Regions from separate parts of the Homo sapiens genome. Here region 2 is linked to region 1. A link is a loop called in an ENCODE intact Hi-C map of the cell type or tissue named here. Cell type or tissue: ascending aorta. All regions are shown on one strand. Each heading gives the region's core, and the rest is flanking DNA. Links, peaks and the distances in the headings are about the cores only. Region 1 overlaps LOC105377374 (a long non-coding RNA gene). Region 2 has its middle 210 kb from the start of ARSJ.

What was found. A loop is a pair of places that touch in the nucleus more often than their neighbours do. Peaks named below come from ENCODE experiments on the same cell type or tissue, not always from the same donor. Only the 100,000 strongest peaks of a DNase experiment are listed, where the experiment ranks them.
Region 2: it touches region 1 in a loop (4-fold over the local background); 23 of 110 quality-filtered maps call a loop at or near these places.

Annotation. Positions count from the first base shown.
Region 1 is chr4:113,386,063-113,388,872 of GRCh38, forward strand. LOC105377374 (a long non-coding RNA gene) reads right to left here. Exons shown (of 5, transcript NR_199847.1): 5 at 1,431-2,388. Among named protein-coding and RNA genes, the nearest start is that of MIR8082, 240 kb to the left of the region's middle. RefSeq lists an enhancer at 1-145. In ascending aorta, for the core only: no CTCF peak of the experiment used is centred there; no DNase peak of the experiment used is centred there; H3K27ac peaks cover 413 bases.
Region 2 is chr4:114,185,960-114,188,769 of GRCh38, forward strand. No RefSeq gene overlaps it. Among named protein-coding and RNA genes, the nearest start is that of ARSJ, 210 kb to the left of the region's middle. In ascending aorta, for the core only: no CTCF peak of the experiment used is centred there; no DNase peak of the experiment used is centred there.

The DNA of each region.
Region 1 (2,810 bases), core at 291-2,790:
GCTGAGGAGGAAGGAAGCCAGTCCGAGTCCCAAAGCTGAAGAACTTAGAGTCCAATGTTTGAGGGCAGGAAGCATCCAGTGTGGGAGAAAGATGTAGTCTGGGAGGCTAAGCCAGTCTAGTCTTTTCACATTTTTCTGTCTGCTTTATATTCTGGCCATGCTGGCAGCTGGATTAGATGGTGCCCATCCAGATTGAGGGTGTCCCTGCCTTTCCCAGCCCACAGACTCTAATGTTAATCTCCTTTGTCAACACTCTCACAGACACACCCAAGATCAATACTTTGCATCCTTCAATCCAATAAAGTTGACACTCATTATCAACCATCACAGGCCCTTATAACTCGGTTCTGGTTTCCATTCCTTTTTCTTCCCCCACACTCTCTATTTTGAGGTGTTCTTTTTTTCTTACCTGTCAAAACTGACTACAGAATTGGAGAGAGTCACTCAAACTCCCCTACTGAATGGCTATGCCCCCATTAGCAGCAGGTCCTCCACAGCTGCTACAGAGCATTGTGGGCAGGGTCTGGGCTTGACTGGAGGTGGCTATGGACACCTCAGCTGCCTTTATGATGTGCAGAAAAAACTGAATCATGATATCCACAAAAAATACACATACGCATTGTGCCAGTTTTTCCTGGCTGTTGATCAGAACTCAGACCTCGTCTAGGCTGTGCTACAGAACTCACATGGCACTGGTACAGCAGCAACTTCTGGATGAAAGGTGCCTTGTGTGAATTTTTCAAGTGACTCACAGATAGGTGATACCTTGGAGCCTTAGAGAACGACCATAGCATACCCTTTCTCCTCAAAGAGTCAGGGAGATAATTTAGAGTCTATTGTTCTAACAATCCAATTTGTGTTCAGATTAATGTAGTAGTTTCCTAGGGCTGCCATAACAAAATAGCATGAACCAGATGATTTAATCAACAGAAAGTCATTTTCTCACAGTCCTGGAAGCTAAAAGTCTAAGACTGAAATATGGGCAAGATTTTTTTTTCCTGAGGTCACTCTCTTTGGCTTGCAGACCACCACCTTCTCGCTGTCCTCACATGGACTTTCCTGTCTGTGTGCCCACATCCCTTATGTCTCTGTGTATGTCCAATTTTCTGCATTTTGTAAGGATGCCAATCATATTGAATTACAGCCAACCTTAATGGCCTCATTTAACTTAATCACCTTTTTGAAGACCCCTATCTCCAGATGCAGTCACATTCTGAAGTAGTGGGTGTTAGGGGCTTTGACATGAATTTGGAGGAGGAGAGGACACAATTCATCCCCTAACAATTGGGCTTAATCCAAAAAACAAAGCCCTCTAGGTATTTTAAGAAGGAAGGGATCTAATGCAGGGGATTAGAAACTCACACCAGTGTCAGGAGTGCCACAACAAATGAAGGCAGGTGTAAACCAAAAACGATCTGAGACAGGTCGCAATCAGTTTAGAAATTTATTTTGCCAAAATTGAGGACATGCCTGGGAGATAGGTCTGTGCCTTCTTCGAAAATAATTTTGAGGGCTTCAGTATTGAACGGGGAAAAGCAGGCTGGAGGAGGAAAAGGAAGGGTATGATCACACTACTAAATTCACATGCTGCAAGGGAAAAGGAGCAGGTAGGGGAATACTCAATTATGTATTCGTTTGGCACTCAGTAAATTGGCGCTTTACATAGAGTAGCTACCCGTGGGGATTTTTAACCTTTTATTGTAGCTATCTGCTTAGAAACAAAAGGAAAGTCAGTGTCTTGCTTGACTCAGCTTTCAGCTTAATTTTTTCCTTGTGGCATAGTGCATTGGGGGTCCCAAGCTTTTATTTTCCTTTCACACTGAGGAGCTACTACTGCTACGAAGAAATCCACCAGTGCAGAAATCAGAAATCCAAGCTGCCACTGAAGGGCTCAGATTCATGTAGCAGCAAAGTATATGTTTCTTAGGAGATAGCCCATATATGGCTGCAAAAACACTCCATGTGTCTTCTGCCAGAGTCCATGCACCTCTCCCCAGCTGCTCCCAAAGGTATAATCATTTTTCTTCTCTTTCCTTTTCAAATCTTGGGCAAACAACTTTCATCGGCAAAATCAAATACATAACCCCACTGGAAAGGGATTCCAAAAAATGTATACCTGAGGCTCTTCCCCCAACATGCAGGGAAGAATGTAGAATAGGTCCAAAATAATGCTCAGCTGCTAACAATCAATCACAGTGGCTAAGCCAGAGAATAACAGTCTTCATCCATCCACAAATGCATGCAATTCAAGACCTACTATATTTTAAACATTGTGCTATAGTGCTCAGGGTAGACTGGGCCAAGATCATGGCCCAATGGGTCACTTTTGCTGAGTTTTCACTATTGCCAGTTACTATTCAATGCTCTTCTTTCATCTCCATCACAATCCTAGGAAACAGATCCAGGTGAGGAAACTGAGGGGAAAAGAAATTGAATAACATGCCCCAAATCATGCAGAGAGAAAACGACAAAGCTGGGATAAGAACTCAAGCAAATGGCACCAACAATAAACAACACTCCATCTTTGAAAAACACAGACCCTTCCCTTTGGATTTATAATCTTGCAGCAGAGACATATTGAACTGATCATTTAACAATTAATTAAAAATTACTTTTCTTCCGGAAAAAATTCTTCTTCTTCTGGAAAAATATATTTATAAAGGGAAACAGACCTTATTCAGTAACTTTGTCATTACTATTCTGAAAAATCTCTTTCTTGCTTCTCAAGCCCATTTTCTCTTCCTTATCTGCTTCACATTTGGCAGATGAACTTGACGCTGTTTTATAAGAAAGTAGATGTCAATGGGCAT
Region 2 (2,810 bases), core at 119-2,618, 800 kb after region 1:
TTAATTCTCAGGTAACCTTGTGTTCCACCAATGCTATATTTTGAATAGTCCTTTAGTCTCAAAACTCTTGTGAAATCTCTATAACTTTTCATATTTCACACGTAGTTTTGTGTTCTGTAAATCTTGTTTCAGAGCAGGCATGGCAGTTTCAGTTGGTTTCTAATGACTTTTCCAAAAAGGAATTTCTTTATAACATAAAGAATAATACATGCTCCTTGAATATGGAAGGAAAAGTCACTTCCTATTCTGTTATTTTATATTGGAACCATGTGTCAGTACATTTAAAGCACAAGCACACATACATACATTGCGTTCAAATAGCAGGCCTTGTATTAACACTTACCCGTGTGTGAAGTTATGCTTTACCCGCTATTTGAAATTTCCTCTTCCTCATTCCATGTAATTTCTCTAAATCTTATTTATCTATTAAATTCCTTCTTCTTTTGAGAAGAATCTTGCCTGTGCACTCTATCTCAAACACATATGTCTCCTTCTGAGCACCCAAAGCACTTATGGTTTATACCATATAATCATTTGGCATTTAGAGTAGGAATGATTGTCTATCACTGTGATTCAGAGTTGCTACCTATGAAGTATGCAACTATGCATGCTATTTTAAAATGTTCAAGAGGAAAATGTATCTGGTACCTTTAAAAGTAGAAATAAACTTGAAAAAAATCTATATGATTTGGTAAAGAAGTTAAATGTATTTCATTTTTAAATCCTTGGAACAGAATCAAATTGTTTTCTTGATTAGAAAAAGATAGTCACGAAGAGATTTGCCAAGCATAATCAAAATTTTTCACTATTTCTTTTCATCCCTGACTAGATGAGAAGAATGCTACAGATGGTCAGTTTTTCCCTCTTGCTGAAATGTAGCTAAAGAAATTGCAAGAGTAAAGCCTGATAAAAATGGGCAAGACAGTGCAGTGTAAAACCTAGGTTTCAGTGGAAGGCTTATGTGGCCCTAAATAGTTGAGGCTGTTCCAAAAGAGGCTTTAGGCACCTAGTGGATGAGTTTTGTGTATTCTCTAAATAGAGTTAGAATAACCTATTGAGAGTGTTGATAGTAGTTAAGATGCGTGCAGTGATGTGTCATCCAACACAGTGTAATAAAGGATCTAATCCCGTTTTTGATATTTAACTGCTGACAACTCTCAGGCCCACCTTGCCTCCTCTATTTTTCCCCAGCTCTGGGCAAATTGATTAAAAAGCCTGGGTGCTCACTTCTCTGGCATTGATGATTTCACCATGTACACTCCTGCCCATGCATGGGAACTTTACCACTGGCCCTACCTGTTGTCGGAAATAAAAATACATGCTATTTTTCTTTCCTGGCTCTCTCAAATCATTTCAGACCTGCTTGGGAGGCCTGCCTTGCTTTCACCAGAAAAGCATCAGTTCTGTAAGTAAGAAACCTTTTCATACTCTCCTGGTGTGTGTGATGTCATCAGTCTTGACATGAACCGAATTTTGAGTAGAGACTCATCTACTTTTAAACAGAGTAGCCACAACTCCCAGTGTTTGAATTATAAAAATTTCCCATATATCGTGTTTGTTTAAAATGATTAACTTTAATCTTTCCTGCATTTTTAATAACAACATAGGTTACTAGCTTGCATTGTTCTTCTCTAAATATATGAGGAAACTGAGATACATGGGTCATAAACTTACAGCATAAAACCATAAAAATGTCCACTTGGTGACTGATTTCTAAATTGCAATTTTAAGCCTTAGAAAGAAATAAACAGGCTTATTCATATATGCTCTCCTTGGACACTCAAACCAAGATAAAGTCTTTAAACAACATACTCAGAACTCTGTAAATATTAGAATTGGAAGGCAGAACACCTGTCAAGGTGTCTTGCTAGTGGCAGATCCAGAATGTCAGCTTGGGCTGTTAAAAGTTCACAGATAACCTAATCAACCTTGAACATAGGGGACCCTTCAGATTAAATGATGTGTAACCTAATGATAGTGATACATTTTTTACTTCTTTGAGCTAATATTTAATTCTATGTTCCAAGCACCTTAATAAGCAGTTTACATGCATTACCATGCCTAATTCTGCAAAGGCCCAGGGCTAGATTTTAGAGATATCACTCATGAACAGATGAGGAAATGGACACTTGTATCAGATAATCTGTAGTCCAGGGTCACACAGCTACTATGTATGAGAGCTTGGAGCCCAGGTGTGCTTGGCTCCAGAAGCTGTTCTCCACTAAACCCCTTGTGTACCTATCCCAAACTCTTGTGTGTACTCTAATCTGGATACAGCTAAAATTTACTGGATAATCACTTTTGCATGAGACATGCTTAAAGAGAATCAAGGTGGCATTGTAGAAAGAGTATTCAATAGCGTTTTTACATACATAACTGAATTTCCACTGTGCTACATATCAGTTTGTTGGTTACCTGAGTAAAAACACACTTTTAGTGACTTTATTTATTTATGAAACTACAGGGTTGGATAAGGTAAAATGTTCTTGTTTTGAGACTCAGAGAACACTGAAATTATATGCAAATCTTATTTTTGCATGTATGGATGCATTTTCCTGCTAACAGTGTCCATAACATACCTATTTCTTAAAGGGTATCATAAAAAATGATAAGACTCTCAACTGGATAGCTGTTAAGTTCTTTTGTAGCTCTAAAAATAAAATGTTTCTATCCAACTCAAGAAGACAGAGAGACAGCAGAAAGGATCAGGAAGTGGACAGAAAAGATAGGGTTCTGAAGTTTTTTTTAAAATAATATTTGGCTAAATCAAAACCTGGTAACAAAATTCATTTTTTTTCTCCTGAAATGGA